Regions from separate parts of the Homo sapiens genome. Here all the other regions are linked to region 2. The links are chromatin contacts, found by Hi-C or POLR2A ChIA-PET in ENCODE. All regions are on one chromosome and are shown on one strand. Each heading gives the region's core, a stretch centred on a gene start or an enhancer-like site at or near the end of the contact. The rest is flanking DNA. Distances are from core to core; before and after follow the strand shown.

Evidence for each region. Hi-C counts contacts between places; a loop is a spot of excess contacts on that map. ChIA-PET counts read pairs that join two places held with the same protein, here RNA polymerase II (POLR2A). Pooled maps may share reads with other maps.
Region 1: POLR2A ChIA-PET joins it to region 2 with 16 read pairs in A673. The contact joins two enhancer-like sites. A Hi-C loop is called at or near these places in 1 of 168 maps with a recorded cell type or tissue (naive thymus-derived CD4-positive, alpha-beta T cell) and 3 of 50 pooled maps. POLR2A ChIA-PET finds 5 or more read pairs at or near these places in 1 of 52 experiments (A673).
Region 3: a pooled map shows a loop between it and region 2 (4-fold over the local background). The contact joins the promoter of PGS1 here to the enhancer-like site in region 2. A Hi-C loop is called at or near these places in 2 of 37 single-sample maps with no recorded cell type and 8 of 50 pooled maps. POLR2A ChIA-PET finds 5 or more read pairs at or near these places in 1 of 52 experiments (activated CD4-positive, alpha-beta T cell).
Region 4: a loop to region 2 is called in a pooled map, with 2.1 times the contacts of the local background. The contact joins two enhancer-like sites. A Hi-C loop is called at or near these places in 1 of 168 maps with a recorded cell type or tissue (naive thymus-derived CD4-positive, alpha-beta T cell) and 3 of 50 pooled maps. POLR2A ChIA-PET finds 5 or more read pairs at or near these places in 1 of 52 experiments (HepG2).
Region 5: a map with no recorded cell type shows a loop between it and region 2 (4-fold over the local background). The contact joins the promoter of METTL23 here to the enhancer-like site in region 2. A Hi-C loop is called at or near these places in 1 of 168 maps with a recorded cell type or tissue (CD8-positive, alpha-beta T cell), 9 of 37 single-sample maps with no recorded cell type and 11 of 50 pooled maps. POLR2A ChIA-PET finds 5 or more read pairs at or near these places in 5 of 52 experiments (MCF 10A, activated B cell, activated CD4-positive, alpha-beta T cell and 2 more).
Region 6: a loop to region 2 is called in a pooled map, with 2.3 times the contacts of the local background. The contact joins the promoter of SYNGR2 here to the enhancer-like site in region 2. A Hi-C loop is called at or near these places in 2 of 168 maps with a recorded cell type or tissue (GM12878 and GM20431), 8 of 37 single-sample maps with no recorded cell type and 2 of 50 pooled maps. POLR2A ChIA-PET finds 5 or more read pairs at or near these places in 4 of 52 experiments (B cell, activated B cell, activated CD8-positive, alpha-beta memory T cell and 1 more).

Annotation. Positions count from the first base shown.
Region 1 is chr17:78,260,113-78,265,219 of GRCh38, forward strand. It overlaps LINC01993 (long intergenic non-protein coding RNA 1993), which reads right to left. Exons shown (of 7, transcript NR_073178.1): 6 at 3,135-4,110; 7 at 1,237-1,801. Among named protein-coding and RNA genes, the nearest start is that of LINC01993, 16 kb to the right of the region's middle. Within about 2 kb of position 3,171, at least 17 of the 41 ENCODE cell types and tissues checked have a DNase peak (open chromatin) inside an H3K27ac peak, as active enhancers do.
Region 2 is chr17:77,462,922-77,467,275 of GRCh38, forward strand. All of the region lies in intron 3 of SEPTIN9 (septin 9), which reads left to right. Among named protein-coding and RNA genes, the nearest start is that of MIR4316, 68 kb to the left of the region's middle. RefSeq lists enhancers at 2,344-2,403, 3,004-3,133, 3,085-3,836, 3,837-4,354. Within about 2 kb of position 2,505, at least 26 of the 41 ENCODE cell types and tissues checked have a DNase peak (open chromatin) inside an H3K27ac peak, as active enhancers do; they include B cell, CD8-positive, alpha-beta T cell and GM12878, where a contact is called at or near this core.
Region 3 is chr17:78,375,846-78,380,747 of GRCh38, forward strand. PGS1 (phosphatidylglycerophosphate synthase 1) reads left to right here and starts at 2,804. Exons shown (of 10, transcript NM_024419.5): 1 at 2,804-2,963. The coding sequence starts at 2,821. RefSeq lists an enhancer at 2,693-3,654 and a silencer at 2,850-3,089.
Region 4 is chr17:78,239,448-78,244,497 of GRCh38, forward strand. It overlaps TMEM235 (transmembrane protein 235), which reads left to right. Exons shown (of 5, transcript NM_001395503.1): 5 at 333-1,540. The coding sequence ends at 345. Among named protein-coding and RNA genes, the nearest start is that of TMEM235, 10 kb to the left of the region's middle. RefSeq lists a silencer at 2,168-2,217 and enhancers at 2,378-2,497, 2,968-3,097, 3,108-3,257. Within about 2 kb of position 3,049, at least 4 of the 41 ENCODE cell types and tissues checked have a DNase peak (open chromatin) inside an H3K27ac peak, as active enhancers do.
Region 5 is chr17:76,724,296-76,728,850 of GRCh38, forward strand. METTL23 (methyltransferase 23, arginine) reads left to right here and starts at 2,544. Exons shown (of 5, transcript NM_001080510.5): 1 at 2,544-2,883. JMJD6 (jumonji domain containing 6, arginine demethylase and lysine hydroxylase) reads right to left here and starts at 2,311. Exons shown (of 6, transcript NM_015167.3): 1 at 2,052-2,311; 2 at 1,172-1,560. The coding sequence starts at 2,180. RefSeq lists enhancers at 2,184-2,813, 3,444-4,072 and silencers at 2,235-2,364, 2,475-2,924.
Region 6 is chr17:78,166,772-78,171,429 of GRCh38, forward strand. It overlaps SYNGR2 (synaptogyrin 2), which reads left to right and starts at 1,810. Exons shown (of 4, transcript NM_004710.7): 1 at 1,810-1,944; 2 at 4,046-4,283. The coding sequence starts at 1,846. RefSeq lists silencers at 1,473-2,082, 2,113-2,272.

The sequences.
Region 1 (5,107 bases), core at 1,921-4,420, 800 kb after region 2:
GATAGATAGATAGATAGATGATAGATAGACAGATTTGAGATGGAGTCTAACTATGTTACCCAGGCTGGTTTCGAACTCCTGGACTCAAGCGGTCCTCCCACCTCTGCCTCCCAAATCTCTGGGATCACAGATGTGAGCCACCAGGCCTGGCCTGGCCTGACTTTTATGACCAGGACTTGCTTTTCTTTATGATTTTGCCACCGTAGATGTATCCCTTAATAGCAGTTGAGTGTTGAGTGTGGCCTGTGTGTGAACTTTACAGAAGTCGAATCAGGGTGTCTCCTTTTATGTCTGGCTTCATTAGGCTGTTTGCAAGAGTCACCCGTGCTGTGGCTGTCATTTATTCTCTGCTGCCAGGTACTTTTCCACTGGGTCCCTAGAGCATAGTTTATTTCTCCATTCTACCTGTTTAGGGACATTTGGGATTTTGTTTCCAGACTGGCCATGTACGGTGGTGCTGGTGGGCATTCTTATTCCTGTCTGCTGGGGCACAGGTGCCTGCTTCGGGAGGGCGGACGCCTGGCGGTGGGGCTGCTGATTCTGGGGTCTCTCATCTGCAGCTTTACTAGGTGTGCCAAATCCTTTCCCAAAGTGCTGGAAATGCCCTCCTCCCCCACTTTCCCACACTTCTCCATCTCGGTAACACTAGTGTTATCAGACTTCTTCATCTTAGCTGTCCTTGTGATATGTGGTGATATCTCCTGGCAATTTTAATCTGATCTTTTTTTTTTTTTTTTCTTTGATGGAATCTCACTCTGTCACCCAGGCTGGAGTGCAGTGACGCAATCTCGGCTCACTGCAACCTCTGTCTCCCGGGTTCAAGCGATTCTCCTGCCTCAGCCTCCCGAGTAGCTGGGATTACAGGTGCCCACCACCACGCCTGGTTAATTTTTGTATTTTTAGTAGATGGGGGTTTCACCATGTTAGCCAGGCTGGTCTTGAACTCTTGACCTCAGGTGATCTGCCTGCCTCGGCCTTCCAAAGTGGTGGGATTACAGGCATGAGCCACCGTGCCTGGCCTCTTTTTTTTTTTTTTTTTTTTTTTTGAAGAAACTGAGTCTTGCTCTGTCACCCAGGCTGCAGTGCAGTGGTGCAATCATAGCTCATTGCAGCCTGAACTCCTGGGCTTAAGCAATCCACCCCCATCAGCCTCCCAAGGTGCTGGGATTATAGGCATGAGCCACCACACTGGGCCCTGCTCTTTCTGTTAACTGCTAAAGGAGAGTACCTTTTATTATTTATTTATTTATTTATTTATTTTTTGAGACGGAGTCTCGCTCTATCGCCCAGGCTGGAGTGCAGTGGCGCGATCTCGGCTCACTGCAAGCTCCGCCTCCCAAGTTCACACCATTCTCCTGCCTCAGCCTCCCGAGTAGCTGGGACCACAGGCGCCCGCCACCATGCCCGGCTAATTTTTCTTGTATTTTTAGTAGAGACGGGGTTTCACCGTGTTAGCCAGGATGGTCTCGATCTCCTGACCTCGTGATACACCCGTCTTGGCCTCCCAAAGTGCTGGGATTACAGGCGTGAGCCACCGCGCCCAGCCCCTTTTCTTATGTTTTAGCCGTTTGAATTCCTCTTTGTGAAGAGCATGTTCTGGTCTTTTCTCATTGACTGGTCAGGCTGGTTGGTATGTGCAAGCATACTGATCCTTGCGGGTTCTGTGCGTTGCAAAGATTTCACCCCAGGGCTGGGTGCAGTGGCTCATGCCTTCAATCCCAGCACTTTGAGAGTCCAAGGCGGGCGGATCACAAGGTCAGCAGTTCGAGACCAGTCTGGTCAACATAGTGAAACCCCATATCTACCAAAAATACAAAAGATTATCTGGGTATGGTGGTATGTGCCTGTAATCCCAGCTACTTGGGAGACTGAGGCAGGAGAATCACATGAACCCAAGAGTCAGAGGTTGCAGTGAGCAGAGATCGAGCCATTGCGCTCCAGCCCGGGCAACAGTGCGAGACTCCATCTCAAAAAAAAAAAAAAAAAAATTTCCCCACAGTACAGCTGCGGTGGCTCTCGCCTATAATCCCAGCACTTTGGGAGGCCAAGGGACGGGGATCACTGGAGGTCAGGAGTTCGATACCAGCCTGGCCAACGTGGTGAAACCCTGTCTCTACTCAAAATACAGAAATTAGCCAGGCGTGGTGGCACATGCCTGTAATCCCAGCTACTGGGGAGGCTGAGGCAGGAGAATTGCTTGAACCCAGGAGGTGGAGGCTGCAGTGAGCTGACATCGAGCTACTGCACTCCAGCCTGGGTGACAGAGTGAGACTCTGTCAAAAAAAAAAAAAAAAAAAAAAATTTCCCCCGTGCTGTGGTTTGTCTTTTTTTGTTGTTATTGTTTGAGACAAGGTCTGACTCTTTTGCTCAGGTTGGAGTGCAGTGGTATGATCATAGCTCACTGTAGCCTCAACCTCCTGGGCTCAAGCAGTCCTCCGGCCTCAGCCTCCAGAGTAGCAGGGACATACCACCATGCCTGGCTATTTTATTTTATTTGCAGACATGAGGTCTTGCTATGTTGTCCAGGCTGGTCTCAAACTCTTGTCCTCAAGCAGTCCTCCCAACTTGGCCTCCCAAAGTGCTGGGATTACAGGCATGAGCCACTGCAGCTGGCTGGCTTTTCTTTTTCTTTTCTTTCTTTTTCTTCTTCTTTTTTTTTTTTTTTTTTTTTGAGATGGAGTCATGCTCTGTTGCCCAGGCTGGAGTACAGTGGTGCGATCTCAGCTCACTGCAACCTCCACCTCCCAGGTTCAAGCGATTCTCTGCCTCAGCCTCCCCAGTAGCTGAGATTACAGGCACCGACCACCACACGCAGCTAATTTTTGTGTTTAATAGAGAGGGGATTTCACCATGTTGGCCAGGCTGGTCTTGAACTCCTGCTCTCAAGTAATCCACCCGCCTTGGCCTTTCAAAGTGCTGGGATGACAGGTGTGAGCCGCTGCACCCGGCCCCGCTTCTGTCTTTAGATACGGTTGCAAGCTGTGGTGTGTGTGGACAGGGGAATGGGGACTTAGGGATTGGGCTGGGGGGACCCTCAGGAACCCCTCTACTGCCTTCCAGGTGTCCCCAGCTTGGGCTGAGACCAGGGCACCCCCTTGTGCCTTCTGCCCCCACCTGCTCCCTCCTGGGCCTACCAGCCTGCGGCCGCACTGGCTGCTGACAGCTGGGACGCTGGGGTCTGGCGTTATTTACTGCGGCAGCTTCCTCCTCCTTCCAGGAACTTGTCCTCTAACTTGGGGCGGCAGCGAGGCCTCTAATCTTTCGGATCTCGTTTACCGGCATTGGCCTCTCACTTCCTGTTGCTAGGCCTGGACCGAGGCACGGGGTCAGCTCCGTGCACTGCGCCTTGCCTGTTGCCGGGGCCTCTGTTCTGGCCCCTCGGCAGGGAGGACAGAGGGTCAGATGCCGGGCCTCAGGCACAGTGGCCATCTGGGGTAGGGCCAGCTCCACAGAGGCAGGGGACCCAAGGCTGAGCCGGCTGTGGGCTCTGCTTCCTGGAGTCCAGGGTCCAGCACGGGGACCAGGTTATTCCTTCGCTCCTCCTGGCTTGGCAGAGCGTCATGGAAGGTGGCCTTCCCCAGACTCCCCCACATCCCCTCCTCCCACTTCTGCAGCCACCAGAGCCAGGGCCCTTGTGGGAAAGGACAGGGAAGTCTCAGGAGTTTGGGCACAGACAAGATCCCTGGAGACCGTGGGGTCTGCTGCCCTGGAGATGTGGAATCCCAGGCCTTGCCCACCTCCTCCACCCTGGGTGGGTTCCCCAACCACCCAGAGGAGTGCTGGCATCTCGGGGCCACCAGGGCATGGGCAAGAGTGGCTGCCCAGCCCCTGCCAAGGGCCTGAAGCCAGCGCCAGGCAGACCCTGCCTTGTTGAGCAGTATCTTCAGTAAGGGCTCTGTGTGCCGAACACCTGCTGTGCGCCCTGCACACTTATCCCAGAGATGGGATTCAAACCCAGGTTGCCCAGCGCAGAGAAACAGCATTCTCCTTCTGCATCCGTGAAGGAAGCTTTGTCTTCTAAAAGCCCTAGCCCTTCTGTTACCTTGTCCTCAGCCGGCCTGCTTCTGTCCCTGTGCCATAAGCCAGATGAATTTCTCTCCCAGGCTGGCCCTGCAGAGGATGAGAGATGGCCCTTGTTAGAGGCACCCTGGGCACCCCAGGCATGGCTCCCCAGCTGATGATAGAACAACTGAGACAGACCCGGCATGGTGGCTCACACCTGTAATTCCAGCACTTTGGGAGGCCGAGGCAGGCGGATCACTTGAGGTCAGGAGTTCGAGACCACCCTGGCTAACATGGTGAAACCCTGTCTCTACTAAAAATACAAAAAATTAGCCGGGCGTGGTGGCAGGCGCCTGTAGTCCCAGCTACTCAGAAGGCTGAGGCAGGAGAATGGCGTGAACCCGGGAGGCAGAGCTTGCAGTGAGCCGAGATCTCACCACTGCACTCCAGCCTGGGTGACAGAGCGAGACTCTGTCTCAAAAAAAAAAAAAAAAAAAAACATCTGGGATCAGGAAACGAGGAAAAGTATGGTCTTCATAGTGGCAGAGTTTGCAGGGGTCTTTGGGAAGAAGGAAGGTTGGAACTTGAGGCTGGGGGATGGATCATAGGGGAGGGGCTCCATCCTAGCTGGGGAAGGGAGGGCTGTCCTGCTGACATTGGCCTCTAGAATGGGATATGCAGGATGACCCCCCTGGGGCAGGGAGGAGAATGTTATACTTAGCATTTAAATCTCGCTCTTTTTAAATGCCTATCTTTCGTGAATGTTTTATAATGCAAGTAATGTATTCATGCGGTCATGGAAACTTGTAATCTAAAAATAACTATGCATATATCATTTTTGTTGGTAAGGGTGCACGATCAAAATAGTGTGAAGGTTTGAAGGTCACTTTCTCCTAGGTCTTATTGTTTCTTTAATTACTTTTTATTTATTTATTTATTTTTTTGGAGATGGAGTCTTGCTTTGTAACCCAAGCTAAAGCTCACTGCATCCTCGAACTCCTGGGCTCAAGAGATCCTCCTGCCTCAGCCTCTAGGGTAGCTGGGACGGTAGGCGTGTGCCACCGCATCTGGCTCTAGGTCTTATAATTTCTGTCCTTGGCCACCC
Region 2 (4,354 bases), core at 1,255-3,754:
GTGAGCTGCTGTGCCTAGCCTAGGCCTGAGCGTTTTTATGCTGGGTTTGATGAAGAGTGGAAAGTCGTGGGAAACTGTGACAGAGCAACAAAAGATGAGCTGAACAGTGAGCCCGTGGGGGTCTCGGCAAGACCTGTGTACTGGGGCCCCTCTCAGATCCTCTGTCTCTGGAGATGAGGCTGTTCCTTTCCGCTGGGTGTAGGGAGGGCACCTCTTACGTGAGGGGCTTATGATCTACTTCAGAGAAGGGGCAGGTCAGTGAGTTCTTCTTGGACCTGCCATTTCTTAAATTCCTTCAGCTGAAAATATTTACTATGCCAAGGCACTGTATCTTGGAGTGTGCGTTCCAAGCCCTGTTGCCTTCAACTGATCGGGTGAGGCCCACCCCCATCAGAGCACACAGTCTGCTTTACCCAGGCTCCTGATTGCACCCTTTTCCTGTTTGCCCCGAGAATACTCACCAGCAGTGCTTGTGGCTGCAGCGTTCACCCCAAGATAAATTTGCCGGGAAGTATCTTGCTTTTATTATTATTTTCACATCACTCTAGTATATCGACTTTGGAAACAAAAGACATCATTCTGTTTATAGCATTCCATTTTTAGTAGTGGTATTTCCTTTAAAAAAAAATGGTAATTCTCAGCTGGGTGTGGTGGCTCATGCCTGTAATCCTAGCACTTGGGAAAGCTGAGGCAGGCTGATCACCTGAGGCCAGGAGTTGGAGACCAGCCTGGCCAACATGGTGAAATCCCATCTCTACTAAAAATACAAAAATTAGCCAGGCGTGGTGGTAGGCACCTGTAATCCCAGCTACTTGGGAGGCCGAGGCCGGAGAATTGCTTGAACCCGGGAGGCAGAGGTTGCAGTGAGCCGAGATCGCGCCATTGCATTCCAGCCTGGACGACAGAGCAAGATTCCATCTCAAAAAATAAATAAATAAATAAAATTTAAAAAAAAATAGTAATTCTCGATCGCTGAAAATGTCAAATCCTAGAGAACACAGCATTCCTACAAGTGATGTTAACATTGTTCTTGATCAGTTGTTGGCTGAAGATTCATTTGATGAATCTGATTTTTCCAGAATAGACGACTCAGATGACTCTGTTGTTTTGCTTAGAAATAACTGCAGGAACAATTTAAAAAATTTTTTTTCTTTTTAATTTTTTTGTTTTTTGAGACGGACTCTCTCTGTTGCCCAGGCTGGAGTGCAGTGGCACGATCTCGGCTTACTGCAACCTCTGCCTCCTGGGTTCAAGTGATTCTCCAGTCTTAGCCTCCTGAGTTTAGCTGGGATTACAAGGTGCCTGCCACCACACGTGGCTAATTTTTTGTATTTTTAGTAGAGACGGTGTTTCACCAGGTTGACCAGGCTAGTCTCGAACCCCTGACCTCAAATAATTGGCCCATGTCGGCTTCCCAAAGCGCTGGGATTACAGGCGTGAGCCACCACGCCTGGCCAGTTTTTATATTTAATTTTCACACAGAGCATCCAGTCAGATTTGCTTCAGCCTCAAAGAGCGTGTTTATGTAAAATTAAGTGAGTGCTGGCAGTGAGCTGAACTTTCTAAAAGGTAAAAGGGTTAAATATTAAACTCATCCAAAAACACCTTCACAGACACACTCAGAATAATGTTTGACCGGTTACCTAGGTGCCCCATAGCCCAGTCCAGTTGACACAGAAATTTTTTTTTTTTTTTTTGAGACGGAGTCTCGCTCTGTCGCCCAGGCTGGAGTGCAGTGGCGCGATCTTGGCTCACTGCAAGCTTCGCCTCCCAGGTTCACGCCATTCTCCTGCCTCAGCCTCCCGAGTAGCTGGGACTACAGGTGCCCACCACCACACCCGGCTAATTTTTTTTTTTGTATTTTTAGTAGAGATGGGGTTTCACCGTGGTCTCAATCTCCTGACCTCGTGATCCACCCGCCTCAGCCTCCCAAAGTGCTGGGATTACAGGCATGAGCCACTGCGCCCGGCTGACACAGGAAATTAACCATCACAGTTACACAGCCATCGCCATTAATCCCAGCACATTTCATCATCCCCAAAAGAGACCCTGCCCCCATTAGCCAATCCCCATTCCCAACTCCGGGCTCTCAGCCCCTAGCCACCGCTCATCTGCCTTCGTCTCTATGAATTCACCTGTTCTAGATAGTTTGTATAAGTGGAATCGTACAGTATGTGGCCTTGGTGTCTGGCTCCTTTCACTTGGTAGAATATTTTCAAGGCTCATCCACATTGTAGCAGGTGCTGGTGCTTCATTCTTTTTCATGGCCGAATAATATTCCATCGTGGATAGACCACACTGTGTATCTCTTCATCTGCTGATGGACATTTGGGTTGTTTCTGCTTTTTGGCATAATTCTGTTGTGAAGAATTCTGCAGTGAGTGCTGGTCTACAGGTTTTTGTGTGAACATGTTTTCATTTCTCTTGGGTAATTGCAAGATCATGTGGTTTAGCCAACCAGCCTTTAAGCCATGTGTCTGCTGAGGGACCCAGGCCTGGTGGGGGTGCATTGCTGTGCTTGGCCAGCCAGGTGCTGCGAGTCCGTGTCGCAGCCATTTCTCTGTGCTGTGCTCTGAGGTTGTCTCGCCGGCACCGGGCACTGTGAGCCCCAGGAGGCCAAAGCCCCCTTTGTTTTATCTTGAGTCCAGGCCTCGCTCCATGAACTAGGATGAATGGACATTGAATCAACGCAGGGATGGGTGGGGCTGGGGTGGGGACGCAGAGTGACCCCGGGGGCCTGCAGCTGGGTCCTGGCTGCTGACTTCCAGTTTCCTTTGCCTGTTGGAGCCCAGAACAAGTCAGAAAGGGGAAATGCAAAGTTCGAGTGTCTTTTCTGTGGTAGACTGGCAGGCCTGGGTGGGTGAGCCACTTGCAGCTAGTTGCAGCGTGAGAGAGGAAGTGGGAGGGGAGGGAGAGGGTGAGTTTGGTGTAACTCACCCCTGGAAGGAGGCTGGGCTGAGGCTGGGGGAAGTGACTTTTATTTTTCTGAGAGGATTCTTCCCTGGGGCCAACTTCAAACCAAGGGAGACAAGACCTTCCTGGGGGAGGCTGGAAGTGCTGGGGCCCCCAGGTGGGCAGGTCTCCCAGGGCCAACGTCTTGGGGAAGCTATAAGTTACCATGTTTCTGGACTGTCACACACACACACACACACACACACACACACACACACACACACACACACACACGAGTAAACTGTAACACAAATGTGTGCCCATGAAAGTGCCCACTTTAAACCACCACACAGCCTGTAAAGCGAAGGCCCTGGCCCGCATCTGGGCACCCACTGCCCAGCCAGCCGGTAGGCAGTTTGCACTGTAGTCTGTTACCATCCCTCAGAGATGCAGCCGAGGAGCCCAGCTGGCTTGGAGGGCCCAGTGGGCGCAGCCTCAGGAAAGTGGTCAGGCCCGGGCCAGGCCCCTTCCCCCTCCCAGCCTTGGGAGAAATTACCATATGAATGTAGCTCCTTCCCGGAGTTCGGGCTGGAAGGGCCTGGGAGGGGACAGGCTCCCACCCCAGGAGCTTCCAGGTTCCGGCTGCTGCCTGTGTTAGCTGCGTGAGCGTGAGCGAGCCAGGGGTCACTACTGGGTGGAAGGAAGAAGCGGGCATTTCTTCCAGGAGGTCACCGTTGGAGTCCCACAGTAGGTCAACCCCAGGCCCTGGGTCCTCGGGAGGAGGAGAAAGAAGAGAAGCAGGAGGTGTGGAGGGTAGGCCAGGACCAGAAGGCACACAGGGTCGGGGCAGTGTGGGAGACCCTGGGGGCTCCCTCATTTAACCAGCTAACATCACAGCGTTCATAAGAACACGCTATTACTGCAGTTTTATTACTTTGCTCTGATTTCAGAAGGCACAACTGATGACTTTAGGGAACGGAGAATCTGAGGAAGGCCTCGCAGGAGAGGGTCAGATGCGATCGAGTAAATGTGAGCCGTCTGTAAACTGTAGAGTGCACGCACAGCACCGGTCAGCCCTGGGGTCAGTGTTCCCCTGGTGCTCAGCTCGGCCTCTGCACCTTTTAGTGCTCGGCTGGGCTCTGTGGGGGTCAGGGCTGGGTCTGGTACATTAGAGGACTTCTACCAAGCCCCTGGCAGTGTCTCAGTTACTAAATCCAGTTTGCCAGTTACTAAATCCGCTCTGCCGGTTCCCGAATCACTCTTCCGCTGGGGCCGGCCATGTCACGTCAGGCTTTTCATGCAGGACGGCAGATGGATAGACGCTGGGACCAAGTCATCCTTGGGCCGCGAGACGTCTGACCTTCTGCTGGTGTCTCAGAAGATGCTAGCTCTCCGTGGCATGTCTTCCACGCGGTGCTTGGGGACCAGTGGCCTCTAAGGGGCCCCCCTGCCTCAGCGTGGG
Region 3 (4,902 bases), core at 1,554-4,053, 910 kb after region 2:
GATAACCAGGCTCCCATAGCCCATGTGGCGCTCACCGCTGAGCATGACGGTGTAGCCATACAGCAAGTGTTTACTCTGCAACAACCGTGGGCCAGGAACAGTGCAAAAGTGGAACCATGCAATGGATGGCCTCATTCTAGTTACTGGAAGTTAGGAAATTTGATGATTCACCATTTCTAACTTGGAAGGGTTGAATCAAATTCCATGTAGTATTAGTAAAGCTATCTAAACGCAAAAGAAAACTTTAAGCCAATCTGAAATACTTGTTGATTGTCAACAATTTGGAAACTCCTTAATGGCACCAAATAACCAACATTAACATTTGGGGGTATTTACTTTCAGTCTTTCTGTGTACATACACGCATTTCCTCTTTCTTCCTCTCCTTTAATGAAATGAGATGGTCTCTACGCTACTCCTTGGTAATTTGGCTTTTACACTTAATGTCATTAAATATTCTTCCAGAACATGTTATTTTTATGATTGTGTGGTCTTCCAACATACCGATGTATCATTATTTAACCAACCCCCCTACCCTGAAGATTTGCTTCCACACTTCCGATATCATGAACAAGGCTGAGATGAACATTCTTGTGGGAATGTGTAGTTGATTTCCCTGCATAATCTGTGGAAGTGGACTTTGGAGTGTTTTTTTCAGTGTGTCCATATCTTTTTTTTTTGAGACTGAGTTTCGCTCTTGTTGCCCAGGCTGGAGTGCAATGGCGCGATCTCGACTCACTGCAACCTCCGCCTCCCGGGTTCAAGCGATTCTCCTGCCTCAGCCTTCCTGAGTAGCTAGGATTACAGGCATGTGCCACCATGCCCGTCTAATTTTGTATTTTTAGTAGAGACAGGGTTTCTCCATGTTGGTGAGGCTGGTCTCGAACTCCCGACCTCAGATGATCCGCCCGCCTCGGCCTCCCAAAGTGCTGGGATTACAGGTGTGAGCCACTGCGCCCGGCCCACGTGTCCATATCATTTTAACCTCACAACACGGCAGACTATGATTATGTCCTACAGCTTTTCCAGTTTCCAGGTCCCAGCCTATGTGGGTCAGCCAGGGAGCTGCATATTACAGATCAGAGATCACCTCTCCTGCCTTTCAGAATGCCACAAAGTTTTCCATTTTAAAATTAGCTGCAAAAAGTGTTCTTGGGCCGGGCGCGGTGGCTCACGCCTGTAATCCCAGCACTTTGGAAGGCCGAGTTGGGTGGATCACTTGAGGTCAGGAGTTTGAGACCAGCCTGGCCAACACGGTGAAACCCTGTCTCTACTAAAAATACAAAAATTAGCCAGGCGTGGTGGCGCACGCCTGTAATCCCAGCTATTCCGGAGGCTGAGACAGGAAAATCTCTTGATCCCAGGAGGCAGAGGTTGCAGTGAGCCAAGATTGCGCCATTGCACTCCAGCCTGGGTGACAAGAGTGAAACCCTGCCTCAAAAAAAAAAAAAAAAAAAAAGTGTTCTTGGTGTATGAGGATGTGCTCCGTCAGCTTTTTGGGCATAGAACTGTGTGTTGCCAGGGGCCAGTGATATCTGTGTACTTGGGCATATCAGGAGGGTGGAAGACTGTTCATCTCACACAGATTTGCTTAGGCTGTTCTGTGCCATGGAGCTGCAGCCTCTGGGGCTAACAGGGTGAAAAATGATTCCTCTCTCAGTCTGGTGGGGATTTTCCGTGGTTCTGTGCACCTTAGTGAGTCAGCGTTAACCAGGTTACAAGACTTTGTACAAGAACAGACTTTGTTCAAGTTTAACACCTTAGGGGTGTTGTACAAGTCTAAAGAACACCCTATCAATTAGAGCCTCAAACAGTAATTCCCTCACTTATCAGTGAGAAGTCCTTTTTTTTTTTTTTTTTTTTTTTTTTTGACGGAGTTTTGCTCTTGTTGCCCAGGCTGGAGTACAGTGGTTCGATCTTGGCTCACTGCAACCTCCACCTCCTGGGTTCAAGCGATTATCCTGCCTCAGCCTCCTGAGTAGTTTGGGATTACAGGCATGGGCCACTGCGCCCAGCTAATTTTTTGCATTTTTAGTAGAGACGGGGTTTCATCAGGTTGGCCAGGCTGGTCTCGAACTCCTGACTTCAGGTGATCCACCCGCCTCTGCCTCCCAGAGTGCAGGGATTACAGGCGTGAGCCACTGCGCCGGCCGAGGAGTCAATCTTGACAGCCAGTGGTCAGGCTCGGTGGCTCATGTCTGTAATGGCAACACTTTGGGAGGCTGAGGCTGGATGATCTCTTGAGCCCAGGAGCTCGAGACCGGCCTGGGCAACGTAGTGAGACCCCCATCTCGACAAAAAAGTAAAGAATTAGCCGGGCATGGTGGCACACGCACTTTGGTGGTCCCAGCACTTTGGGAGTGGTCCCAGCACTTTGAGAGGATCCCCTGAGGCCGGGAGGTCGAGGCTGCAATGCGCCAAGATCGCGCCACTGCACTCCAGCCTGGGACACAGACCGAGACTCTGTCTCAAAACAAACAAACAAAAGCTTTTTTGACAGCTGGTGAGTTGGAGCCAAGCGTGACGGTGCTAGAGCCCCTGCGCCGCATCCTTTCCTCCGCGACCTGTGACGAGTGACTGCAGGAATGCAGGCCACCTGGCGCCCTTACGGATTTAACGGGCCGGCTTCCGACCCCCTCCTGCGGCGCGACCACTGTTCCTCGCCTGTGTCCCCCAGAGGGGAAACTGAGGCTTGGGGGCGGTGCAGCGCCGCCCTCCCCGAGCCAGGGGTTCCGCGCCTGCGCGCCTGAGCCGTGTCCGCGCTCGCCTTTGTCAATAAAGTTCGCGCCCGCCGGGAGCGGAAGCGGAAGCGGCGAGTCTCCATGGCGGTGGCGGCGGCAGCTGCGGCGGGACCCGTGTTCTGGAGGCGACTGCTGGGCCTCCTGCCTGGCCGCCCAGGGCTGGCCGCGCTCCTGGGACGCCTGTCCGACCGCCTCGGCAGGAACCGGGACCGCCAGCGCAGGAGGTGAGAGGGGCGGCCGGGATGAGAGTGCAGCCCTCGCGGCTGCAGCCCGGCCCCCCGGCGCTCAAACTCCCGGCCCCAGCGTCCTGGGCATCCGCAGCGAGTCCCTCCCCGGTTTCCGGGCCCATTTCTGCCTCCCGGGGCTCGGCGCCTGACCTATGTGCTTCTTCACTGGCCTTCTTGAGGGAGGGTGGGCGGCTCGTGCTCCATTATCGGCCGGGTCCAGCCGGCGGGCCTCCTGCGCAGCCCGGCCAGTCCTTGCTCCCCGTCTACACCGTGCTTGTTGGCGAGCCCCGGCCACCGTGCACTTACACGTTAAAAGAGGGACTGTGTGTGCGTTCAGGGAGCTTCGGTCAAGCTCCAGAGGCTGTTTATATCATGGTTTCGGCCCCAGGATGTGAGTGTCGGAGAGTTCAGAGGGGTCTTTTCCTTAGGTAAGCCTGGCTGTGAGTGAATCACCGTTGCTGGGATTTTGTGTATAGAGCGTTTCTCACATCCTGCCAGAAAAAGCTGTGAAGCAATCCTTAGTAACACTCAGGCATGGGAAGAGGAGCCACTCGAAACACTTTTTACACATTTCAAAGGGCCTGTGTTCTGGAAAAGTACTGAAGTTATGTAAATGATGAAGTAGGCTTTGGAGCAATTTGTTCAGGCAGTGGTCTTTTAAAATAAACATTTGCCAAGAACATGCTGACCTGAGGCTTGCTAATATTAAAAAAAAGGGGATAAATAATTCTTGGCCGGGTGTGGTGGCTCACGCCTGTAATTCCAGCACTTTGGGAGGCCGAGGCAGGTGGATCACCTGAGGTCAGGAGTTTAAGACCAGCCTGACCAACATGGTGAAACCGTCTCTACTAAAAATACAAAATTAGCTGGGCATGGTGGTGCATGGCTGTAATCCCAGCTACTTGGGAGGCTGACCCTGAGGCAGGAGAATCGCTTGAACCCAGGAGGTGGAGTTTGCAGTGAGCCAAGATTGCCTCATTGCACTCCAGCCTAGGCAACAAGAGCAAAACTCTGTTTCAAAAAAAAAAAATTCTCTTGTGTGCAAATAGTTTTCTTTTCTTTTCTTTTTTTTTTGAGACGGAGTTTCACTCGTTGCCCAGACTGGAGTGCAATGGCGCAATCTTGGCTCACCTCAATCTCCACCTTCCAGGTTCAAGCGATTCTCCTGCCTCAGCCTCCCGAGTAGCTGGGATTACAGACATAAGCCACCACACCCGGCTAATTTTGTATTTTTAGTAGAGACAGGGTTTTTCCATGTTGGTCAGGCTGGTCTCTAACTCCCAGCCTCAGTTGATCCACCTGCCTCGGCCTCCCAAAGTGCTGGGATTACAGGCGTGAGCCACCGTGCCCGGCTGCAAATAGGTTTCTTAATTGAGTCTTACACTTGATCTTTAAAAAAAAAAATCTTAGAACTGCTTCCTTTAGTTGAGGTTGCATTGTGTTAGATTTTCTATCTGTACGTGTACTCCTCGGGTGAGATTTGACCTCCTGGGGTCAGACATCTAGTACAGAGATCTGGGGTCCAGTCATGTGTACTGATTCTAGGTACAGAAAAGAGCTTGCTTCATGGTGATCTATGGTGGAAGATTTTCATCGAAAACTCAAGTTTGATTTAGGGGAATTTTTAGGTGATAGAATCAGGGCAGGATGGCGCTCTTGGAAACCTGCTAGGTTTCACGTTGGTGAACCCAGCAGGACTGGGGCTGTAAAAGAAATGGCCTCTGCATTTTTTGCATTTTCATTTTTTCAGTGTTTAACAAAAGACCTGCTCATCTCTGGGTGACGAAGTCAGATGACTTCTACGTCCTGGCATCAAACCACTGAGATTTGGTTTACAGTTTCAAAAAAATGTTCTACCCTTGAAGACAAGATTTAGGTGACTTTGTCATTTCCCTCTATATGTTTAAACTATATGAAAAACACTTCATTATAAATC
Region 4 (5,050 bases), core at 1,799-4,298, 780 kb after region 2:
TGTAGATATTTGGGGAGGCTCCCCTGCCCCGGCAGGCTTGTTAGGGACTAATTGGTTCAACCGCCTCTTAGAGATGAGAAGAGCCAGTCCAGAAAGAGGAAGTAAGTGGCCCAGGTGACACAGGCTGAGTGGCAGAGTTGGGTGGGGGCACCTCTCAAGGGTGTGGCCTGAACTCGCCCCTCCCCCAGCAGGCTAGTGAGTCACTGCTGCCCCCATTCCTAAGGACCTGGGAGAAAAGTAGGTGCCTGTTAAATGCCGCAGGACTGGGCTCCATGCTCCTCTCCAGCCCCGCAATGGCCCTACTCAATGACTACCCTTTATCCATTTTACAGAGGGGGAGACTGAGGCCCAGAGCGGCAGAGGGACCCACCCAGATCGCCTGGCGCCAGAGAGATGCCGTCTCAGGCCAAGGCCTCCCTGGCCTCTGTTCTGTCCACTCTCCCCGAAGGGCAGGCTTGGTGGAGAAGAGGCTGATGAGAGGGCCCGAGAGCCCCTCCGATTTGCAGGGGTGGGGGGCAAGGAGCTGAGCGATCCAGATGTACCCCTCTGCCCCCTCCCTTGTTCTCAAGCCTGCTAGGTACTTTTCACTGAGCACTTCCGGGAAGAGCAGGCACCCAGATCTCTGTCCTTGTCCTGGCACAGGCTGCTGCTGCTTCCGGCCCCCGACCCTTCCTCTCTGCAGCAACCCGGGGGAGGTATGCCACTGTGAGTGCCCTGGTGGGCACACTGAGCTGGCAGAGATGGAAGTCCCAGAAGGGTGGGGTGGGGGTGTCATGCCATGGTGGAGGAGTTTGGGGCCACTCCTTGCCTGCCTCAAAGGGGGCCTGGCTGAGGGTGCTTCTTGACCACAGGGGCCAGGGCTGCCTAGGGTGGCGCAGGGCTGGGCCTGGAGTTTGGGATGCAGGCTTGTTAAACACAGGGCAGAACCCCAGGTTGGGAGGGGCTCAGTTTGCAGGCCCAGGCCCGCAGGCCCACTGCTGGTCCCAGGGTGAGACAGGTGAGAAGAGGGATGGCCAGCACACACTTGAGTCCCCTTGGGCCACAAAGGCTGGGGCACGCCCACCGTTATGCAGATGGACAGTTGAGGTGGCTGCAGGAGAAGGGTTCCCAGGGCCTGTACAACACGTGGAAGCACTAAACGGCCCCGTTTGGGGTTTGGGGGCCCTTCCCGAGTCTTGAGAGGTCTTGAGAGGTGTGCTGGGGAAGGTGGCAGCCTCTTGTAGCTTGATCTTCCTCCACCCTGCCCCACCCCTAGGTCTCTTTATTGATTCAAAGGTTAAGGAAGCTCCTGGGGGCTTGAGGGGGTGGCACAGTTTTGGTGGGGCCCAGTGAGGACAAATCTGGGGGGTGAGCAGGGCCTCCTCTTCCTCCTGGTGTTTGAACGTTTACCATTCCATGTGGGACCATTGTGCCAATTTGTCCTTAAGTAAATCACTTGTGCTGTGTGCAGTATAAGCCTTTTATTTTTCTTAGAACTTTTCAAAATAGGTAACACATGCCTGTCTGTCATAAACAGTACAAACGTGAGCAAACACTGTCACCAGCTGTGCGCGTGTCTGTCTGTCCATCCAGAGGTGTTCTGAGAGCGTGTGTGCACGTGTGTGTGTGTCCACTGTGAAGTCATCTGTAGACATACAAGCCTACTTCTTATTCCCAGATCAGCACAGGGAGTGGGGAGGGGGGCCTGGGTCTCCGTTTTGGAAACGGGGGCTGGCTTCGTGGGCATGTCCTCTCAGCTTGGGAGGAAAGGTGTGGCGGACTCTTCCTCTCCTCCTCCTGGCCCCCAACTTCTGCTGATGAGGCTTCTCCTGGGGGTTTGCTGGGAAGCCAGGGATGTGAGCCTAACTTCAGGCCTCTCACGGCAGATGTGCTTGGGCTCTGGGGATAGGACACTGGGGAAGACACACCGGGGAGGGGCTGCTGGGACCACCAGCGTTCCCGGAGAGTGTGTGTGGTGGGGAGGGTGTGCTGCTTGACCCTTCCCTTCCAGAACAGAGCTGCCCACCTTGCCTCCACGTGTTCTGGGGCGTGTGGAACTTAGCCAGGCCAGGTAACTTCTTCACTCTCTCATTGGCCAGCCACATCCCTCACCCTCTGGTTGGTTAGTGGACTCCCTCACGCTCTGATTGGCTAGTCAACTCCTTCACTCTGACTGGCCAGCCACATCCCTCACCCTCTGATTGGCTAGTTGACTCCACTCTGGCCAGTTGATGCCCCACACTCTCTGATTGGCCAGTCAGTGTTCCTTACCCTCTGAATGGCCAGTTAACTCCCTCACTCTCTGGCTAGTCTCCACAGTGATTGGCCCAAGGGTTCTGTCTGTGTTCATGGTTCTCTGAGTGTCAGGCTTTGCAGCTGTGATTAAGAGGCGGATGAGTGCCTCCCAGGGAAGAGACAGTGCATGGTTCAAGGTCACCCAGAATAGACAACATGACATCAGGCTCAAATGGTGCTGCGTCGTTTACAGCAAGAGGAGAGAGCCTGTGCACCAAAACCGCTTGCAATGGTGGTTCCCACGGTGGGATCCACTGGCCCACGTGGGCCTCTTTCTTCAATTTTTTCTTAGAATTTTTCAAAATAGGTAACACGTGCCCTTGTGCCACAAATAGCACAAAGGCGAGTAAACACTGTCACCAGCTGTGCGCACGTCTGTCCATCCAGAGGTGTTCTGTGTGTGTGTGAGCAAGCGTGTGCACGTGCCAGAAACAAGCCCTGACTCAGAGGCCCTTCCCCCAGCATCGAAGGCGCTTGCTCCTCTCGCCACAGCAAAGCCCCTTCTCCAGGGATGGCCCAGCTCCGCCAGGTCCTGGGCCCACTGGCATCCCACTCGGGCATGTTTATCTGCACCACCTGGTAGGTGCCCCTGCCAGGGGCCTGACCTCTGTGAGGACAGGGGCCTCTCATCAGCTCAGGCCCTATGCCCAACCAGCATTTATAAATGCAGTAGGCAGCCCGCAAGAGAGCCCCCATCTGTCCTCATCTCCTGGTGCTCACGCCTCTGTAGGCCTTACCACACTGAGTCAGCGCTGACTTGGGTGTCAAGTAGGAAGTACCAGCGTGTGAGGGGGTCATAAAAAGGCAGCTTCTGCCTCGGTCTCAGACTGCTCACCCTAGGGGAAGCAAGTCATCAGACTGTGAAGACACTCAGGAAGCCCTGAGGAGATGCTCACATGGACAGGACTGAGGCCTCCGCCAACAGCAGCAGCAGCGTGTCAGCTGTGTGAGGACACCACCTGCGAGAGGATTATTCAGATAATGCAGTTCTCACTGATGTCTTGACGGCAACCTCGTGAGAAACTCCAAACCAGAACTTTCCAGCTGTAAGCCACTCCCAAATTCCGCCTCTCCCCCGCTTTTTTTTTGAGACAGGGTCTCACTCTGTCACCTAGGCTGGAGAGCAGTGGCTCCATCTCGGCTCACTGAGGCATGGCCCTTCTGGGCTCAAGTGATCCTCCCACCTCAGCCTCTCGAGTAGCTGGGACCACAGGTGTGAGTCACCAGGCCTGGTTACTTTTTTTGTTTGTTTGGTTTTGGTTTTTTTTGAGACAGAGTTTTTGCTCTGTCGCCCAGTCTGGAGTGCAGTGGTGCGATCTTGGCTCACTGCAACCTCTGCCTCCCGAGTTCAAGCGATTCTCCTGCCTCAGCCTCCCAAGTAGCTGGGATTACAGATGCGTGCTACCGTGCCTGGCTGATTTTTGTATTTTTAGTAGAGATGGGGTTTTACCATGTTGGCCAGGCTGATCTCCAACTTCTGACCTCAGGCGATACCCCATGCCTCGGCCTCCTAAAGTGCTGGGATTACAGACGTGAGCCACCACATCCAGCCACCTGGCTACTTTTTGTGTTTGTAGAGACGGAGTTGCACCATGTTGGCCAGGCTGGTCTCAAACTTCTGGGCTCAAGCAGTCCACCTGCCCCGGCGTTCCAAAGTGCTGGGATTGACTACAGGTGTGCGTGAGCCACCACACCCGGCTCACTCTCCAATTCCTAACCCACAGTGCTATGGGAAATAATGATTGTTGCTTTAAGGCAGTATGTTTTGGGGTCATTTGTTATGCAGCAATGGATAACCAATATAATGCACTTTTGCTGGTGCTTGCCCCAGACAGGGCAGTAAGGGAGACACGGAATTACAGGGGCTTAGAGTTACTGGCTTCCTTCTTTTTTTTTTTTTTTTTGAGACGGAGTCTTGCTCTTGTCACCCAGGCTGGAGTGCAATGGCGTGATATCGGCTCACCGCAACCTCCGCTTCCCGGGTTCAAGCGATTCTCCTGCCTCAGCCTCCTGAGTAGCTGGGATTACAGGCACCTGCCACCATGCCCTGCTGATTTTTGTGCTTTTAGTACAGATGGGGGTTTCTCCATGTTGGCCAGGCTGGTCTTGAACTCCTGACCTCAGGTGATCCACCTGCCTCGGCCTCCCAAAATGCTGGGATTACAGGCATGCGAGTTGCTGGCTTTCTTTTGATTCTCTGAGTTACCACCTTCTCCAGCACAGGACAGCAGTTCTGGGGCCCTGGGAACTCCTGTATACGGATCTTCCACAGTATGGATCTGGATTCTTCTAAGAGATGGAGGGACAGAGGGAAACTCCCCTTTGCCTGCCACGTGGACTCTTCTCCCCTTACACTCACTGCAGTCCAAGATTTCCACCGTCCCCTCCCTCCCTCCCTTCCTTCCTTTTCTTTCTTTCATTTCTTTCTTGAGACGGAGTTTCACTCTTCTCTGGTGCCCAGGCTGGAGTGCAATGGTGTGATCTCAGGTCACTGCAACCTCTGCCTCCCAGGTTCAAGTGATTCTCCTGCCTCAGCCTCCCGAGTAGCTGGGATTACAGGTATGTGCCACCACGCCCGGCTAATTTTGTATTTTTAGTAGAGATGGGGTTTCTCCATGTTGGTCAGGCTGGTCTTGAATTCCTGATCTCAGGTGATCCACCCACCTCAGCCTCCCTAAGTGCTGGGATTATAGGCATGACCCACCACACCCAGCCCATGCTGTGGTTTCTCATAGCTCTTCCTCTAGTCCAGGCCCCCTCCTGAGCTCTGTGCTTA
Region 5 (4,555 bases), core at 1,294-3,793, 740 kb before region 2:
ATTTTTAGTAGAGACAGGGTTTCACCATGTTGCCTAGGCTGGTCTCGAACTCCTGGCCTCAAGTGATCACCTGCCTCGGCCTCCCAAAGTGCTGGAATAACAGGCTTGAGCCACCGCACCTGGCCAGGTTTTAATTTTATGTGATATGTCATCTTTATTTCAGAGATTATATAAATTCTGGTACACAGAAACACTGGGTGCATTGTTCATGGACTGATTCCTAACAAAATAAGAAAAATCAGCTGGGGCGGTAGCTCACGCCTGTAATCCCAGCACTTTGGGAGGCAGAGGTGGGTGCATCACCTGAGGTCAGGAGTTCAAGACCAGCCTGACCAATACGGTGAAACCCCATCTCTACTGAAAATACAAAAATTAGCCGGGTGTGGTGGTGGGCACCTGTAATCCCAGCTACTCAGGAGGCTGAGACAGGAGGATTGCTTGAACCCGGGAGGCGGAGGCTGCAGTGAGCTGAGATTGCGCCACTGCACTCCAGCTTGGACGACAGAGGGAGACTCCATCTCAATGAAGAAAAAAAAAAGAAAAAAAAAGAAAAATCACTAATGTGGTTTATTGCTGGACTTTATTAAAACCTCCCTTAGAGATCAGTGCTTCAACCATAGCTGCACATTCAAGTCACCTGAAGAGCTTTCAGAAATTCTGATGCGCAGGCATCACCCGAATTAAATCAGTCTCCCCAGTAGGGCCCAGGCAGGCCTCAGGAGCCCCCTAAATGAGTTCAATGTACAGCCGAGGGAGTACTCACTGTTTCCAAAAAAGATTAGCAACTGAACTCAGCGAGCAAATGCTGTTGTAGATAAGATTTTAACCACAGGCCGGGCGCGGTGGCTCACACCTGCAATCGCAGCACTTTGGGAGGCCGAGGCGGGCAGATCACCTGAAGTCGGGAGTTCGAGACCAGCCTGACCAACATGGTGAAACCCCGTCTCTACTAAAAATACAAAATTAGCTGGGTGTGGTGGCGCATGCCTGTAATCCCAGTTACAGGAGGCTGAGGCAGGAGAAGCGCTTGAACTCGGGAGATGGAGGTTGCTGTGAGCCGAGATCGCACCACGGCACTGCAGCCTGGGCTACAAGAGTGACGCTCTGTCTCAAAAAAAAAAAAAAAAAAAAAAGAAAAGGATTTTAACCACTTAGCTGCAGAATACTTTACCTGTAAGGGGGCCTGCGCTTCTCCCCAGCATACTGGAAAAGGTCATCAGTGAAAAACTTTGGCACCTTGTAGTCTTCCAAAAGTTTCCTTCTTTTAGGGTGTTCACCATAGCTGCTGTCAAAGATGTAAAGGGGACTATCATCTCGAGTGCTCTCCATGTACTCGATGTAGTATTTCATCTTCATCTTCACTGAGTAGCCATCGTTATCCTCACCACACTTGAACTTCTGGTTCCGATATTTCCTTTTTAGGCGCTCCAGAGTCCATTTCTCCTGCGCAGACCAGCCCTCTTGCGCATTCAACAAAACCACGGGCTTGTAAGGTCTTTCATACCGCTCCACAAATTCTTCCACAGACAGCTGTAAAGCATCTGCCCTTTCCACGTTATCCTGAGGGAATTAAAAAAGACCTGTCCAGTTAAAAAAAAAAAAAAAGTCCAGTGGCAGATAAGGGTGTCCCCAAGGCCAACTGGTAATGACAAACCGAAGGAAGTTGACTCTCGTCTGGCTCCTCCGGGGTGGGGGCAGGGCGCGTGCGTGAGGCCACGTCGTTCCTAGAGCCACCCCCCATGAGCCTTGACAGCCAGGTCCCCTAGGGGACCCGCCGCCCAAAGGAGTCAGGGACGACGGGCCTTCTAGTTGAGAGCGCCACAGGCGTGGGACTCCCGTCGTCCGCCAGAGCAGACGGGCGGCCACAGCACGGGAGGAAGCAGACCCGCCCCGGAATCCGCGCCTCGGGGACCCCAAACTCCGCGGGGTGCGGGTGAGCCTCTACGAGGTCCCGGGCGCTCGGGGCGAGGGCAGCCTCGGGCCCAGAGAAAGGTGCGTAGCGGCTGGAGGTGCCGATGCCCGGCCTGGCCACCCCCGCCCGACCCGCTCACCGCCACGGCCGCCGGGCTCAGCGAGAAGCTCTCGTAGTAGTTGTGCCGGGTCCAATCCAGCGAGTCCTTGAGCTCCGGCCGCGCACTCCGCTTGGCCTCGCGGATGCGCTTCTTGCTCTTGTGGTTCATTCTGCGGGGTCGCCAGCTGGTTCCGCTACGACCTCGGCGCAGCCCGCTTCCTGACACTAACGCACCCCTCCCCGGCCTGGGCGGCGGCGACGGCAGTACCCAAACGCCCTTCGCTCAGTCCCGGCGCCTTTAAAGTCGCCTTCCAGAAAATTCACTCCCCAGCCACCTCCCGAGCCTCGGGTTGGGCAAGCGGCCGCCGTCTTCCCCGCCCCGACGCCTCTCGCGGTTTTCCATTGGCTTTGGCTCCCCTGGGGTACTCCTTCACATACGGCGGGCCTCCGCCATGTTGGGAAGGTCACGTCGGCTGCGTCACCGCCCCGCCCCGCCCCGCCCCTCCCCTCCCGCGCTGCCGCTGTGCCCATCACTTCCGGTCGCGCCAGCCGCCCGTTGCCAGTTCTGCGCGTGTGAGTCTCTTTCGCCTTGCTCCGGGCTTTCTTCGCTCGCAGCGCGGCAGGGTTATCACCAGATCTGGGCTTTCCCCTTCTTGCCGTCAGGTGCTACGGCCACGTGGCCCGCGGCTTCCCGCTCGCGCAGTCTGGCAGCCCGGAGCCTTCCGCGGTCCCCCGCCCGCCCGGGGCCCAACGACGCCCTACTGGGCGAGCACGATTTCCGAGGACAGGGGGTCCGGGCCCAGCGCTTTCGATTCTCGGAGGAGCCGGGTCCGGGGGCCGACGGGGCTGTCCTGGAGGTCCACGTCCCGCAGGTGCGTGCAGCAGCACCCGCCAGGAGGCGCCTGAGGTCAGGAGCGGATGTCGGCTGACTTGGCTGGGTTCCTGAGGGACCGGGGGTGCGGACGCTCAGCTGCGCAGCTTCCTGCTTTAGGTTGACCCCCGGAGCAAAAACGTCGGATATGAAGCCCTTCGGTGCATTAAATGTCTCTCAGTAAGAATTTTGGAGACCCTGCCAAGAAGTGACCCTGGTCACTATGTTGGTCAGGCTGGTCTCGAACTGTAAGCTTAAGTGATCCTCCTGCCTCGGCCTCCCAAAGTGCTAGGATTACAGGCATGAGCCACTGCGCCGGGCCGGCTTTCTCCACATCGAATCTTTCCTGCCAGGAAAGTGACATTCTTGACTGACCTCTAATGCTTCTTTTGATCTTGTCCAAGGGTTTCTTGATTCATCCTTATCTCTCACTTTTGTGTGAGTTTTGGGATCAGGGTTTCCAGTTTTATTTGGTGCCCAAAGTGTTTCTTGGGTTGGACCTCGCTTCTTCCTCTAAGCTCACAGCTACAACAAAACTCTCAATAATAATTCTTTTTCTTTTCTTTTTTTTGAGACACTGTCTCGCTCTGGCGCCCAGGCTGGAGCGCAGTGGCGCGATCACAGCTCACTGCAACCTCCAACTCCCGGATTCAAGTGATCCTCCCGCCTGCCTAAGTGCTGGGATTGCAGGAGTGAGCCACCATGCCCTGCCTGTCTTCGGTTTTTCAAAGCACTTTCACTTTGCAGTATTTCATTTGGTTTTAACACCAGCCTGTGAGGCATGTCCCATGCTAAAGAAACAGCTTTAGAGAAGTTAAATGGGAGGCGGAGGCGGGAGGATCGCTTGGGACCAGGAGTTCCAGACCAGCCTGGGCAATATAGTGATACTACGTCTCTACAAAAAGTAGAAAAATTAGGCATCGTGGCTTGTGCCTGTAGCCCCAGCTACTCCGGAGGGTGAGGTGGGAGGATTGCTTGAGCCCGAGAGGTCGAGGCTGCTGTGAGCTATGATCAGGCCACTGCACTCAGGCATGAGCAACAGAGCAAGACATTGTCAAGAAGAAAAAAAAAAAAAAAGACTGGAGTGGAGGCTATTTCTGATTGTTTCCAAACAGCTTCACTTTTTTTTGCTAACTGCAACCTCAACCTCTGGGCTCAAGTGATCCTCCCACCTCAGCCTTTCAAGTAACTGAGACTACAGGCATTGGCCACCACACCCAATCTGGCTTCACGGATTTTTTTTTTTTTTTTTGGAGATGGAGTCTCGCTCTGTCACCCAGACGAGTGCAGTGGCACAATCTCAGCTCACTGCAACCTCCGCCTCGTGGGTTCAAGTGATTCTCCTGCCTCAGCCTCCCAAGTAGCTGGGATTATAGGCGCCCACCACCATGCCTGGCTAATTTTTGTATTTTTAGTAGAGACGGGGTTTTGCCATGTTGGCCAAGCTGATCTTGAACTCCTGACCTCAGGTGATGCACCTGCCTCGGCCTACCAAAGTGCTGGGATTACAGGTGTAAGCCACCGCTCCCGGCTGGCTTCACGTTTAAATACACTTGCATTTCTTCCTAAATGTAGGGGGTGATGATATTGCCTGTGAGAATAGAAGCCTCTTTCCTTTTTTTTTTTTTTTTTTGGAGTTGGAGTCTTGCTCTGTCGCCCAGGCTGGAGTGCAG
Region 6 (4,658 bases), core at 560-3,059, 700 kb after region 2:
CCTGCACCAGACCCTCTGTACCGGTTTTTCTTGGGATGGAGGTAGAGAGGGACGGAGGCGAGAGGGGGCTGAACTGGAACTGGATTAAACTTTGCCATCTGCCTGTCGCCCTGAAAACTTCATTTCTGTTTGCATGCCATATATATATTTTTTTATATGTGGTCTTTTCTTTTTTTTTTTTTTTGAGATGGAGTCTCGCTCTGTCGCAATGGTGCAATCTCGGCTCACTGCAACCTCCGCCTCCCGGGTTCAAGCGATTCTCCTGCCTCAGCCTGCCAAGTAGCTGGGACTACAGGCACGCGCCACCATGCCCAGCTAATTTTTGTATTTTTAGTGGAGACGGGGTTTCACCATGTTGGCCAGGGTGTTCTCGATCTCCTGACCTCGTGATCCGCCTGCTTCAGCCTCCCAAAGTGCTGGAATTACAGGCGTGAGCCACCACGCCCGGCCGATATGTGGTCTTACTCTGTCACCCAGGCTGGGGTGCAAAGGCGTGATCTTGGTTCACTGCAAACTCCGCCTCCTGGGCTCAGACAATTCTCCCACCTCAGCCTCTGGAATAGCTGGGACTGCTAGTAGCTGCCACCACGCCTCGCTAACTTTCGTTTTTGGTTTTGTTTGTTTGTTTGTTTGTTTGTTTGTTTTGTTTGTTTTGAGATGGACTCTTGCTCTGTTGCCCAGGCTGGGGTGTAGTGGCTCGATCTCAGCACACGGCCACCTCTGCCTACCGGTTTCAAGCAATTATCCTGCCTCAGCCTCCCAAGTAGCTGGGATTACAGGCGCTTACCACAACGCCCAGCTAATTTTTTTGTTGTTGTTGTATTTTTAGTAGAGACGGGGTTTCACCATGTTGGCCAGGCTGGTCTCAAACTCCTGACCTCAGGTGATCCAACCGCCTCGGCCTCCCAAAGTGCTGGGATTACAGGTGTGAGCCACTGCGCCCGGCCTTGCACACCATCTTTTTTTTTTTTTTTTTTTTTTTTTTTGACACAGAGTTTTGCTCTTGTTGCCCAGGCTGGAGTGCAATGGCACAATCTCGGCTCACCGCAACCTCCACCTCCCAGGTTCAAGCGATTCTCCTGCCTCAGCCTCCCGAGTAGCTGGGATTACAGGCATGCACCACCACACCAGGCTAATTTTTGTATTTTTAGTAGAGACGGGGTTTCTCCATGTTGGTCAGGCTGGTCTCGAACTCCTGACCTCAGGTGATCCAACCGCCTCGGCCTCCCAAAGTGCTGGGATTACAGGTGTGAGCCACCGCTCCCGGCCTTGCACACCATCTTAAGTGTGACGCCACACTGCCCTTCACAGCCTTGGGGCTCTGCCCAGACCAGGAGGAATGGGGAGGGGGTCTTTGACCCTACCCCAGGCTTAGCCCCAGAGAGGAGGAAAGAGTGGCAGGCCAGGCAGGGAGGGGCTCCAGGGTGTGGCCTGGGTTTTTCAGTGGGATGGGGGAGGGGTTGCTTATGAGCCTGGGTGGGTTCTTGGTAGGTGGTGGGCTTCCTAGAGGAGGCGGTGGGAGGGCAGGGGCAAAGAGGGTGAGCGGTCCTCAGTTCGTCCGTCTTCCCGGGGGACTCTCTGACCCTTTCTGGTCCGTGCTGCGGCCGGCGTGGCCCGGAGACTAGCCCCTCAACCCCGAGGTGGGGTGGACCCGGGTGCTCCGCGGCCACAGCCCCTCCCCGCCTCTAGAAGCGCAGTCCCGCGGCTCGCCCGCCGCTCGCGAGGGCCGCACTTTGCCCTCGGTCCCTAGCGGCGCCTGGCCACGCCCCCGGCGGGTGGAGTCGGGCGGGGCGCCGGGCAGGTTCCTCTGCGTTCCGCGGCGGCGGCAGCGGCGGCGACGGCGACATGGAGAGCGGGGCCTACGGCGCGGCCAAGGCGGGCGGCTCCTTCGACCTGCGGCGCTTCCTGACGCAGCCGCAGGTGGTGGCGCGCGCCGTGTGCTTGGTGAGCCCGGGGAGGGCGGGCCGAGGGCACCCTGGGGACCCCCTCTCCGTCGCCAGGCCCGGCGGGGCCCCTAGCCCACGAGCGCGACAGGTGGCGGCGGCCGCGTCCGGGGCCTGGCGGCGAGCGGGGCCGGCGTCCAGCGTCCCGGGCCCCGCCTTCCCGCCCTCCACAGTCTGTCCCGCTGTCCCCTCCCGGTCCCGGGTCCCGCCACCCACCCCACCCCCAGCCTCGCGCCCCGACGCGGGGTGTCCGGATCTCCGCAGGGAGCGGGCCCCTGCCTCGCTGGCAGTGGGAGGAGTTTGGGGGCGGCTCCCGGACAGGTGGCCCGCACGCCGCGACTCCCAGATTGGGGAGTTCACCGGGACGGGGTTTTCCGAAGCCACGTGGGGTAAGGGAGGGGGCGGGGGGCGACCCAACGCCCGGAAACAGGGTGTCCTTCCCACTCGGGGCAGGCCACGGGTCCGCCTTCCCACCCGAAGTTGAGGGACCCCAAGATGTACCCCCTCCCTGTAAGGTGGGCAATACCTCCAAAACCAGGTTTTGTGTGTGTGTGTGTGTGGCGGGGAGGGGGCCTGTTCTTGGACAGCCAGCCCTGAAAGCTGGAGGGGGTGGCATGAGGGGGCAGGCAGAGGTGGGCCTGCTGTGCCCAGACCATGCCTGGGCCTGGAGCTTCTGAGGTCCTCCAGGGCGCCCACACCAGCTCCCAGCCAGGCTGTGGGATCTGATCGCCTCTGTCCTGGGCTGTGTCCAAGAATCAGGTGCCCAGTGGGTCGGGATGGCAGTGCCAGGAGTCCTGGATGGGCACCCTGCTCCCATCATCCCGGAGATCCGGCTTCATCTCCATCTGGGGGCGGGGCCTGTGACTGCCAGCTCCAGAGCCCTATGGAGAGCTCCCTGGGACAACAGGGCAGGACTGGCAGGGGAGAGTCCTGGGGCCATCCCAGAGGGATCCTGATGCTCACAGACCTGTCCCACACCTGCTGAGGTGGAGCAGGCGTGGGTGGTGGCCTTCAAGTTTAGGGAGGTGGTATGGGGCTCTTCCCAAGGGGCTGGAGCTCCCCTACATCCACCCTGGGTCCTCCAGGTGTCTGAGTTCAGAGCTGTATCCACAGGCCTGAGTTAGTCCCCTTGTAGTGCCCTGTGCATGCAGGGCCCTCTGTGGGGTGGGAGACAGACTGGGAGGGACCAGGATGCCACAGAGGCTGCAAGTCCTTGTGTGGAGACAGCTGGCCAGGCTGAACCAGGGAGGGTTCCAGGGGTTCCAGGAGGTGAAGACACAGGGGCGCCAGCATGGCCTTCCCAAGAGGGCCTGTCCACCTTCACCAAGGTGTTCAGGCAGAGGCTGGGTGCTGTAGAAGTGACTTGGGCTGAAGGTGACGGGGGATGGGTAGTCTTTGTGACTTGGCCTGTCTTGGTTAAACCTCTTTCAAGGTGAGGTTGGGCTGGGGATGGAAGGACTGCCCTTCATCCATCAGGTACCTAAGCAGAATGATTCCTGCAGCAGGCCGATGGGGCAGGAGCAGCCCCTGCCTAGGAGGTCCCTGCCCATTCCCCACCCCTCCCCGGTCCAGGATTCCCAGGGGCAGGCCCCCTGGTGCCTGCAGATTCTCATCCTGGGGTGCATCAGGAAGCACTTTGCTCATCAGCTCACCTCCACAAGTTTGGAGGGGCTAAGATGTCAGCCTCCAAAAGGGGACAGCAGGCTGGGCGAGGTGGCTCATGCCTGTAATCCCAGCACTTTGGGAGGCCGAGGAGGGTGGATCACCTGAGGTCAGGAGTTCCAGACCAGCCTGGCCAACATGGTGAAACCCTATCTCTACTAAAAATACGGGTGTGGTGGAGGGCACCTGTAATCCCAGCTACTAGGGAGGCTGAGGCAGAATTGCTTGAACCCAGGAGGCAGAGGATGCAGTGAGCCGAGATCGCACTATTGCACTCCAGCCTGGGCAACAAGAGCAAGACTCCATCTCAAACAACAACAAAAACCCAAAAGGGGACAGCAGTAGTGGGAGAGGCCAGCATCTGTACACCCCATCAGGGTCCCCGCTGTGTGTGCCCCTCAGGCGGCCACCAGCCCTACCAGGTCCTCCCCTCCCGGCAGGTCTTCGCCTTGATCGTGTTCTCCTGCATCTATGGTGAGGGCTACAGCAATGCCCACGAGTCTAAGCAGATGTACTGCGTGTTCAACCGCAACGAGGATGCCTGCCGCTATGGCAGTGCCATCGGGGTGCTGGCCTTCCTGGCCTCGGCCTTCTTCTTGGTGGTCGACGCGTATTTCCCCCAGATCAGCAACGCCACTGACCGCAAGTACCTGGTCATTGGTGACCTGCTCTTCTCAGGTATCTGCCTGTGGCACCTCCATTTGATCTTGGGGGAGGCATTAACTCTAGGGTTCCGCAGCTGGGAGGGTCTCGGCCTCTCTGGGAGGGGCAGGGAGCAGCTCACTCCTCCAGGGCATTTTTAGGAAAGGGTTTTCAGCTAGTGTTTTTCCGTGCTTGAATGGCACCAGCCCTGCCTGGGGTAGCTAGAAGCTGAGTGGACCTGCAGCACACCCGAGCAGATGGGCTTTGCCTCTGCCCCTTTTGTCCCCTAGGCTGTCTGCTGTGGCCCACCCTGCCAAGGCCCGAGTGTGGGGGACTTTGGAGGTGGCTCCCGGCCCGGCTTCCAAGTCCTCCCCTCCATAGTGTGGAGGCTCCCCCGGGAGGTCCCTGCCC